2 separate regions of the Homo sapiens genome follow, and region 1 is linked to region 2. Evidence: chromatin contacts called from ENCODE Hi-C or POLR2A ChIA-PET data. All regions are on one chromosome and are shown on one strand. Each heading gives the region's core, a stretch centred on a gene start or an enhancer-like site at or near the end of the contact. The rest is flanking DNA. Distances are from core to core; before and after follow the strand shown. Region 1 holds the start of ICAM3 (intercellular adhesion molecule 3). Region 2 holds the start of ZNF317 (zinc finger protein 317).

The links. A loop is a pair of places that touch in the nucleus more often than their neighbours do. ChIA-PET counts read pairs that join two places held with the same protein, here RNA polymerase II (POLR2A). Pooled maps may share reads with other maps.
Region 1: a loop to region 2 is called in a pooled map, with 5 times the contacts of the local background. The contact joins the promoter of ICAM3 here to the promoter of ZNF317 in region 2. A Hi-C loop is called at or near these places in 6 of 50 pooled maps. POLR2A ChIA-PET finds 5 or more read pairs at or near these places in 2 of 52 experiments (BJ and HEK293).

Annotation. Positions count from the first base shown.
Region 1 is chr19:10,336,156-10,343,546 of GRCh38, reverse strand. ICAM3 (intercellular adhesion molecule 3) reads left to right here and starts at 3,923. Exons shown (of 7, transcript NM_002162.5): 1 at 3,923-4,008; 2 at 4,599-4,865. The coding sequence starts at 3,933. RefSeq lists enhancers at 2,325-3,072, 3,073-3,820, 3,914-3,963, 4,184-4,283, 4,569-5,317.
Region 2 is chr19:9,138,623-9,142,000 of GRCh38, reverse strand. It overlaps ZNF317 (zinc finger protein 317), which reads right to left and starts at 1,604. Exons shown (of 7, transcript NM_020933.5): 1 at 1,409-1,604. RefSeq lists enhancers at 1,582-1,791, 1,842-1,941.

The sequences.
Region 1 (7,391 bases), core at 2,674-5,173, 1.2 Mb before region 2:
AAGTAGTTATTCCTACCAGAAAAAAAAAAAATGAAATGTGGACACAGCCACTCAAGATCAGAGACTCAACCAGTGAAAGCAATTAGCTTCAATTTCATTGTCACCAGGAGGGCGCACACCAGAGAACCTGGGAGAAAGCCTGGGCTAGAGCCCTTAGCATTCTCAGTGTTACTGGTGCTGTGGTTCAACAACCTTTGTGGGAATGAGGAGAACCAGAGACCATCACCATCACACGTAAAAAGGATCCTATAGCAACAATGTGGCTGTCAAAAATCAGCTGGAGGCCAGGCGCGGTGGCTCACGCCTGTAATCCTAGCACTTTGGGAGGCCGAGGCGGGCGGATCACCTGAGGTCAGGAGTTTGAGACTAGCCTGGTCAACATGGTGAAACCCCGTCTCTACTAAAAATGCAAAAAATTAGCTGGGTGTGGTGGTGCATGCCTGTAATCCCAGCTACTTGGGAAGTTGAGGCGGGAGAATCACTTGAACCTGGGAGGCAGAGGTTGCAGTGAGCCCAGACTATGCCACTGCACTCCAGCCTGGGTGACAGACTGAGACCCTGTCTCAAAAAAAAAAAAAAAATCAGCTGGAGCTTAAATTATACATTGTTTGCAATCCAGACTGTACTTGCTTTCTTGTCAATGGCTTGAGATATGTGCAGAGGCCCCTTAAACATGTGTAGGTGACCTTTCTCTGTCGCCCAGGCTGGAGTGCAGGGGCACAATCTCAGCTAACTGCAACCTCCACTTCCCGGGCTCAAGCAATCCTCCCGCTGCAGCCTCCTGAGTAGCTGGGACTACAGGTGTGTGCCATCAAGCTTGGCTGATTTTTTTGTACTTTTTTTTTTTTTTTCGAGATGGAGTCTCGCTCTGTCGCCCAGGCTGGAGTGCAGTGGCGCAATCTCAGCTCACTGCAAGCTCTGCCTCCCGGGTTCACACTATTCTCCTGCCTCAGCCTCCCAAGTAGCTGGTACTACAGGCGCCCGCCACCATGCCCAGCTAATTTTTGTATTTTTTTTAGTAGAGACGGGGTTTCACCGTGTTAGCCAGGATGGTCTCGATCTCCTGACCTCGTGATCCGCCCGCCTCGGCCTCCCAAAGTGCTGGGATTACAGGCGTGAGCCACTGCACCTGGCCGATTTTTTGTATTTTTAGTAGAGACAGGGTTTTGGCATGCTGCCCAGGCTGGTCTGGAACTCCCGACCTCAAGGGATCCGCCTGTCTAGGCCTCCCAAAGTGTTAAGATTACAGGTGTGAGCCACCACGCCTGGCCCAGAAATACTCTTTTTTTTTTTTTTTGAGATGGAGTCTCACTCTGTTGCCCAGCCTGGATGGAGTGCAGTGGCGCGATCTCGGCTCACTGCAAGCTCCGCCTTCTGGGTTCACGCCATTCTCCTGCCTCAGCCTCCCGAGTAGCTGGGACTACAGGCACCTGCCACCATTTTTTTTTGTATTTTTAGTAGAGACGGGGCTAATTTTTTTTTGTATTTTTAGTAGAGATGGGGTTTCACCGTGTTAACCAGGATGGTCTCGATCTCCTTACCTCGTGATCTGCCCGCCTCAGCCTCCCAAAGTGCTAGGATTACAGGCGTGAGCTACCACACCTGGCCCAGAAATACTTCTTTATCAGAAATATTACTGGCGGGTGTAGCAGGGCACGCCTATAATCCCAGCACTTTGGGAGGTCGAGGCAGGCAGATCCCTTAAGCTTAGGAGTTCAAGACCAACCTGGGCAATATGGTGAAAGCCGTCTCTACAGAAAATTAGCCAGGCACAGTGGTGTGTACCTGTGGTCTCAGCTCCTAGGGAGGCTGAGGTGGGAGGATCACTTGAACCCAGGAGGCTGAGATTGCAGTTAGCTGAGATTGTGCCCCTGCACTCCAGCCTAGGCGACACGGTGAGACTCTGTTTCAAAAAACAAAAAAGAAATATGACTTATTTACAAATATTTCTTTCTTTTTTATTTTTAGAGACAGGGTCTCACTATTACGTAAGTATTATAAATTATATATATATGTTTGTTTGTTTGTTTGTTTTTCTGAGACAGAGTCTTGCTCTGTCACCCAGGCTGGAGTGCAGCGGCACAATCTCCACTCACTGCAACCTCCGCCTCTTGGGTTCAAGTGATTCTCCTGCCTCAGCCTCCTGAGTAACTGGGACTACAGGTGCCCGCCACAATGCCCAGCTAATTTTTTATATTTTTGGTGGAGATGGGGTTTCACTGTGTTAGCCAGGATGGTCTCGATTTCCTGACCTCGTCATCCACCTACCTCAGCCTCCCAAAGTGCTGCTAGGATTACAGACGTGAGCCAGTAAGTCCGACATCTTTTTTTTTTTTTTTTTTTTTTGTGGAAACAGGGTCTCACTGTGTCTCCCAGGCTGGAGTGCAGGGGCACAATCTCGACTCACTGCAGCTTTGACCTCCCAGGCTCAAGCGATCCTCTCACCTCAGCCTTCCAAGGAGCTGGGACTACAGGCACCAGGCCCATGCTACTGGTCCCTGCTGTTTACAAATACACTAGACTTGGGTTTTAGCTGCTCTCTCAACACCAGGTGGGAAATGGATTGTTCGGAAGGTAGAGGAATAGAGGAGGGACCTGCTTAGGAAGGTGGGGGTGCTCTAGATGAGAGAGGAGGTGCTGTGACCTCAAGGTCTGGGGAAAGTGGGTGAGTGCAGGGCCCCATCAAGGCTCTCAACAAGGCCTCTCTCTCTGGAGCTCAGATGTGAAGCCCAGAAGGCAGGTCAGAGGCCTGAGGTCAGAGGCAGGTCAAAGGTGGGGGTCCCACCTGGTCCCCTTGGCGCCTTCCCTTGGAATGCAGTGACCAGCTGCCTGGAAGGGTGGGCAAGGGGACAACAGGATGGGGTAAAGGCCAGTTACAAGTAGAATCCTGGAAGGCCGGGCGCAGTGGCTCACGCCTGTAATCCCAACACTTTGGGAGGCCAAGGCGGGCAGCTCACTTGAGGTCAGAAGTTTGAGACCAGCTTGGCCAACATGGTGAAACCCCGTCTCTACCAAAAAGTACAAAAATTAGCCGGGCGTGGTGGCACATGCCTGTAATCCCAGCTACTCGGGAGGCTGAGGCAGGAAAATCGTTTGAACCCGGGAGGCAGAGGCTGCAGTGAGCCGAGATCCCGCCACTGCACTCCAACCTGGGTGACAGAGTGAGACTCTGTCTCAAAACAAACAAACAAAAACCAAGTAGAATCCTGGATAGACAGTGGCTCAGGGACTCAGCTGTCCCCAAATCACCTACCTTAGCTCTTTGTGCAGGGGATGGGGGATCCCCAAGATCTTCAAAGATAGGGAGGTATCCTCAAGATCTTCAAAGGTGGCCAGGCGTGGTGGCTCACGCCTGTAATCGCAACACTTTGGGAGGTCAAGATGAGAGGAGGCCATCTTAAGGCCAGGAGTTCAAGACCAGTCGGGGCAACATAGCAAGACTCTGCTTCTGTTTCTGTTTTTGTTTTTGTTTTTTAATGTTTCCTCGAAATCCCACCTTAACATCTACACAATGGTGCCTACAGTTTTCCCCATTAACTTCCTCTCTGGGGACAGAATATTCCCCTACCCACCTAAGTTCAGCCAGAAGGAGATGCCTCATCCCCCCCACCCAGGCTTCCCAGTGCTGAGAACAAAAGAAACCAGTTTAGTTAGCATTTCCTGTGAATTCAAATGGGGGCCAGCAGTGCAACTGGGACCAGCCCATTCCCTGGGGGAGACTCAGCAGTGCTGGCCACTTTGCAGAGCCCCGTCTGGGTCCCCCACCCTGGCCCCCAAGGGCCACAGCATCCCCTTCCACCCACAGGCCTGGGCAAGGTGCAGTCCCCAGACTTCTGCAATCTTAACCGCTGTGCTTCCGTCGCAGTGGGAGGCCCCGCCTTTTCCCCTGCCTGCCCTTCGGGCACCTCAGGAAGGCACCTTCCTCTGTCAGAATGGCCACCATGGTACCATCCGTGTTGTGGCCCAGGGCCTGCTGGACTCTGCTGGTCTGCTGTCTGCTGACCCCAGGTGAGACCAGTCAAGCCGGGGAGGGCTGGAGAGGGCTGCGTTTTGGGGATCAGTAGAGGGTAGAGGAATAGAACGCAACGCTGTTCACATCCTGCCACACTGCGACCTGGCCGCTGACTCTGTATCCTCGGGAGAAAGTTCTGGTTCCTTAGTTCAGCCTTCAGGTGGTCAGGCCCCAGCATAGGCTTGTACGCCATCCCTCTCCCCTAACACACACACACACACCCCTCATGCTTCCTGCTCCATCTGAACTCCTGAAATTTGCCCTTTGCGTATGTGCTTCCCTCTGCCAGGATCACCTGTCCCTTTCACTTGCTAACTCCTACTTAGCCTTCAGTTTCGGGCTGCAATGGTCCCCGCTTCCAGGAAGCCTTCCCTGACTCACCTCCTCCTATGCTGGATCAGAGCCTCTTCTGGCCTCCTTCTGAGTTCTCCCCGGTCTCTGATGGATTCTACCTTTCCCACTGGACCATGAAGGCAGGAACCCTTCTGTCTCGGCACAAGGAGAGAGGTGTTAAATGGTGGGGCCTGTTGATGCGTGGGTTGGGGGACAAGGAAACAAACACCAGGACTTCTTCATGTTCCTGAAGGTGTCCAGGGGCAGGAGTTCCTTTTGCGGGTGGAGCCCCAGAACCCTGTGCTCTCTGCTGGAGGGTCCCTGTTTGTGAACTGCAGTACTGATTGTCCCAGCTCTGAGAAAATCGCCTTGGAGACGTCCCTATCAAAGGAGCTGGTGGCCAGTGGCATGGGCTGGGCAGCCTTCAATCTCAGCAACGTGACTGGCAACAGTCGGATCCTCTGCTCAGTGTACTGCAATGGCTCTCAGATAACAGGCTCCTCTAACATCACCGTGTACAGTGAGTCGACGTGTCCGGAGGTGGGACTGGTCTTGGGTAGTGGTGTGGGCAAGTGGCCAATGGCTCAGGAGAGTGGGGACCCTCAGTTTGCAAAGAATGGACCACAGTTCTGACCCAGAGCTCAGACCTGGACATTTGTGTGTGAGATACAAAGATAGACAGAGACAGAGACACAGAGACAGAGACAGAGATATAGAGACGCATCTCAATCTCATGCCAAGGCAGCAGTTGTGAAATCAATTAACTTGGGCCCCAACAAGCATTTTTTTTTTTTTTTTGAGACAGAGTTTCGCTCTTTTTGCCTAGGCTGGAGTGCAGTGGCACGATGTCGGCTCACTGCAACCTTCGCCTCCTGGGTTCAAGTGATTCTCCTGCCTCAGCCTCCCGAGTGGCTGAGATTACACATGCACGCCACCACACCCAGCAAATTTTGTATTTTTAGTTGAGATGGCATTTCACCATGTTGGCCAGTCTGGTCTTGAACTCCTGACCTCAGGCGATCCGCCCACCTCAGCCTCCCAAAGTGCTGGGATTACAGGCATGGGCCACTGCGCCCGGCCCCAACAAGCTTTTTTTTTTTTTTGAGATGGCGTCTCTTACTCTGTAGCCCAGGCTGGAGTGCAGTGGTGCAATCTCGGCTCACTGCGACCTCTGCCTCCCAGGTCCAGCTAATGCCCAGCTAAGTTTTGTATTTTTAGTAGAGACGGGGTGTTCCGCCCACATCAGCCTCTCAAAGTGCTGGGATTACAAGTGTGAGCCACTGCGCCTGGCCCCAACAATAATCCCAACACTTTGGGAGGCCAAGGCAGGAGGATTGCTTGAGTCCGGAAATTTAAGACCAGGCAGAGCAATATAGGGACACCCCGTCTCTACAAAAATAAATAAAAAATATTAGCTGGGCATGGTGGCACATGCCTGAAGTCCCAGCTACTTGGGGGACCAAGGTGGGAGAATCGCTTGAGCCCAGGAGTTCAAGGCTGTAGTGAGCTATAATTGCACCACTGCACTCCAGCCTGTGCAAAAAAGCAAGACCCTTGTCTCTTAAGCAAAAAAGGGGGTACCCCTTTCAGTCAGCAGTAGGCAAATGGAGGTTTTACATTTACACTTTTTTATACCTTTATTTTAGAGACAGGATCTCCCTATGTTGCCTAGGTTGGTCTCAAACTCCTGGGCTCAGGCAATCCTCCCACTTCAGTCTCTCCAGTAGCTGGGATTGCAGGCCTGGCTACTTTTTTTTTTCTTTTCTTTTCTTTTTTTTTTTTTTTGAGACAGAGTCTCACTCTGTCCCCCAGGCTAGAGTGCAGTGGCGCAATCTTGGCTCACTGCAACCTCTGCCTTCCGGGTTCAAGCGATTCTCCTGCCTCAGCCTCCTGAGTAGCTGGGATTACAGGCGCATGCCAACACGCCCAGCTAATTTTTGTATTTTTAGTAGGGACAGGATTTCACCATGTTGCCCAGGCTGGTCTCAAACTCCTGGCCTCAAATGATCTGCCCGCCTTGGCCTCCCAAAGTGCTGGGATTATAAGCGTGAGCCACCATGCCTGGCCTACTTTTTGACTTTTCTTTTCTTTGAGACGCAGTCTTGCTATTGTCCCCCATGCTGGAGTACAATGGCGCGATGTCAGCTCATTGCAACCTCCGCCTCCTGGGTTCAAGTGATTCTCCTGTCTTAGCCTCCTTAGTAGCTGGGATTACAGGCGTGTGACACCATGCCCGGCTAATTTTTGTATTTTTAGTAGAGACAGGGTTTTGCCATATGGGCCAGGTTGGTCTCAAACTCCTGACCTCAAGTGATCCGCCTCCCTCGGCCTCCCAAAGTGGTGGGATTACAGGCATGAGTCACCTTGCCCAGCCTTTTTTTTTTTTTTTTTTTTTTTGACATAGAGTCTCTCTCTGTCGCCAGGCTGGAGTGCAGTGGCACTATCTCAGCTCACTGCAAATTTTGCCTCCTGGGTTCAAGCGATTCTTGTGCCTCAGCCTCCTGAGTAGCTGGGATTACAGGCACGTGCTACCATGCCTGGCTAATTTTTGTATTTTTAGTAGAGATGGGGTTTCACCATGTTGGCAAGGCTGGTCTTGAACTCCTGGTCTCAGGTGATCCGTCCACCTTGGCCTCCCAAAGTGCTGGGATTACAGGCATGAGCCACAGTGCCCGGCCTGAGGCCCAGCGTTTTGTAGGTGTACTGGGGAGGGCACCCAGCCTGGGAGTGTCAAGTCTCCTGTGACTGTGCCGGAGTATCTTGAGAGGCTGCCACAGGGCTGGTGAACCAGGAAAGCCCTGAGTGTCTGAACCTGATTGGAGAGAACTGAATAATCCTGACCTTTTGATCCACCCACCCCGGCCTCCCAAAGCTCTGGGATTACAGGCGTGAGCCACCACGTCTGGCCATAAACAGGAATTTTTAATATTCATATCATAGTCATAAACGTTCATCCCTTCCATCCTCATTTTTTTTTATTGTGCCATCTTTGAGAACAGAAAGTTTTGTTTAGCGCCTTGCAAGGTATCTGACAACACAGGAAATG
Region 2 (3,378 bases), core at 355-2,854:
AACCCCATCTCCACTAAAAATACAAAATTTAGCTGGGTGTGGTGGTGGGTGCCTGTATTCCCAGCTACTCGGGAGGCTGAGGCAGGAGAACCGCTTGAACCAGGGAGACAGAGGTTGCAGTGAGCCGAGATTGTCATTGCACTCCAGTCTGGGCTACAAGGGTGAGACTCCATCTCAAAAAGGAAAAAACAACAACAACAACAAAAAACACTTTATTGAAAGGCATTAAAGAAGATGTAAATAAATGATGTAAATCAATTAACTGCAACTCAATGGCATAAAAACGACAATATTCCCAAAGTTCAAATATAGATTCACCACAACTTGAAAACAAAAGTCCAGTATGTGGAATTTGGTGAACTGACTAGAATTTAAGCCATGACATTCCTGAAAAAGAATGGCTAGGTGTAAGTACTTCATCTACAAGATATTTAGAAATCTCTAAATTACAAAGGTGTGCTTGAATCAATACAGAAAAAGATTGTTTCCAAAAATACTGAAGCGCCTGAGTTCATTCACAAATAATTACCAAAATTTAGGAAATATATTTTCTGGAAAAGATGTATACGCAGTCAAATCCACGGAGACAGTATTGGTGGGAGAGGAGGATGCAGTTTAGAAGAGGCACACAGCTTTCTGAGATTTAATAATCTCTTTCTTGGCCTGGTTTGTAAATTCGCTTTACTGTTGTCCTTTTAAGTGTGTGTAAGTCTGCGTGTGTGTGTAATCATACTTTTTTTGCATGTATGTCCTATTTTCCAGTGTTAAAATATGTGCATAGGAAAGGACACACCACAAAATAAGACGGTAAAATTCAATGGAAAATATTAATAATCACGATAAGTATAACTGGACTAACTCAAGTTAATTAACAAAATGTTGAACTGAATAGTAAATATACATATAGGCTATTTACAAGAGTCCACTAAAATTAAAATAAATAAAAAAGTGCAACCAGAAGGTCTTAAATTAAAAATATAAAAGGTACTCAAGGTAAGTGCTAATAAGAACACCAATGTGCTGACATTCACGAGATAAAATTGACTACAGCGCAGAAAGAAGGTGATTTCTCCTCGCGATGTCCAAATCCTGACGCCCCCCAATCTCCTGAACTGCCCCCAAACTCTTGAATTCACTTCAGCCGGGCTTTTCCGCCCCCACCAGAGACTTAGGGCTTTTCAGGATCAGGTGACCAATGCTTCTCTCATCACTAGCTGCAATGGTCCAATTTTATCCTTCGCGTCCCCAGCTTTTCATATCGCTGATCGCGAGATCTAAACGCACCCCTCGTCTGGATGCCTAGCTCTTTAGCCCCCGACCCTCGTACCCTCTTAGTCCTCACCGCCAGATAGGCCTCCCGTGACCCCTGGAACTGAGGGGGAGAAGGGTTAAGGAAAGCAGGGCTTACACGACTGGGAATAGGATCGGGGGAGCGGAGGTGACGGAAGCCGCCGCCGATGCGAAGAGAAGTTCATACGGGAGGTCCAGTCTGGCGTGGGGACACGAGGGGTCCCCAACAGGCCGAAAGAATTCGCCGCTGACCCCTCCTTGGCCCATGTGTCTCGGGGCAATCGACTCCAGAGAGTAATGGCTTCCGCTTCACTGCCGCCTTCCAATTCTCGCGGGACTTCATTGGCGGCGTCTAATACGGAAGCGGGGCGGAGAGGATGCTGGGAATTGTAGTTTTGAAGTTTGGATTGGCATGGCGGCCGTGCCCCGGTGGAATCTGACGGTCCAGCATATTTCTCCAATTTCTACTCAAGACTCAAATTTTCAACCACAACCCACAGCATTTTGTAGCCATCGTAGTGGTAAAGGTTGAATCAGGCAAGAATTGTCATCTACATGACACAACTGGGGGACATTTGCATGACGAGCAGAATATTTGAATTGCCTTAAATGCCTCTCTATAAACTGCTCGTATGTTGGAATGGAGAAAAAGTAATAGAAATTGTACAGCGAAGAAATTGGACAACATCTGGACCAGGTGATCAAATCAATATCACCAGTGAGGGTCAGATGGAGACCACGTGCCTCTGAATGACACCTTGGGAAGGGCGTAAAATCACCATCACCTGTGTGGTGTTCATCCTGCATATCTGCTATTTTGTATTTTTTGACCCACATCTTCCCATTTTCTTCCCCAACTGCCTCATTCTTTATTTCTGTGTATTTGAGCTGTCTCTCTTGATTAAAAAAAGTTCCTCATGTAAGTGACGTCATGCAATATTTTTCTTTTTGTGTCTGGCTTATTTCACTTAGCGTAATGTCCTCCAGGTCCACCCATCTTGTGATAAATGTCAGGACCTCCTTCTATTTCAAGGTTGAATAATATTCCGTTATATATATTATATGTTTTATACAATGGAATATATATTATATCATATTTATTATAATTATGTATTATGTGTATTATTACCGTATATTATATAATATATGCTAAAATAATATATGTATGTATGTTATATATATTATGGAATATATATTATATATAATATATATTATTTTAGCAGGAGGAGTCTGCATATACAAAATTCCAGAATCAGGCTGGGTACAGTGGCTCACACCTGTAATCTCAACACTTTAGGAAACCAAGGCTTCCCATGTAACCAGTAGGGGCAGAATTATATAGGCAGGAGAGACAGATGGTTAGTATTATCCAGGGCAGGTATTATAAAAGACAGAGAGAAGGAAATTTGAGGTTTTGGAAAATATATTATTGAGGGGATGGACCATGGTGCGTATATATATATATACACACACATATAAAATGTATGTATGGAATATATATGGATATAAGATATTCATATATAATATATAATCTATATTACATAACGTAATATATATTTCATAATACATAATATATACACCATAATATATAGCATATATACATATAATAATACATATAATATATAATATGTATTTCATATAGTATATTATATACATATATTACATATAATATATTACATGATATATAACATAATGGGAATATCTATTATGTAATAGGTATATATTTATATACAACATATTATATTAATATTTAATATAATATGAAATATATATCAATATTATATGATATTAATGTTGACATCATATATAAATACAAAAGAGATAGAATATTATTCAGACTACATAGCTGCTATTTTGTATTTCGTATTCATGTGAGCATCAATGGACATTCAGGTTGTTTCCGTAACTTGGATATTGTAAATAATGCTACAATGAAAATGAAAGTGCAGACATCGTTATGAGGTGATTATTTCATCTCTTTTAGGCATATATTCAAAAGAGGAATTGCTGGGTCATATAGTAGTTCTGTTGTAGATTTCTTTAAGAGCCTGAATACTGTTTTCCACAAAGGTTGTACCAGTCTGCATT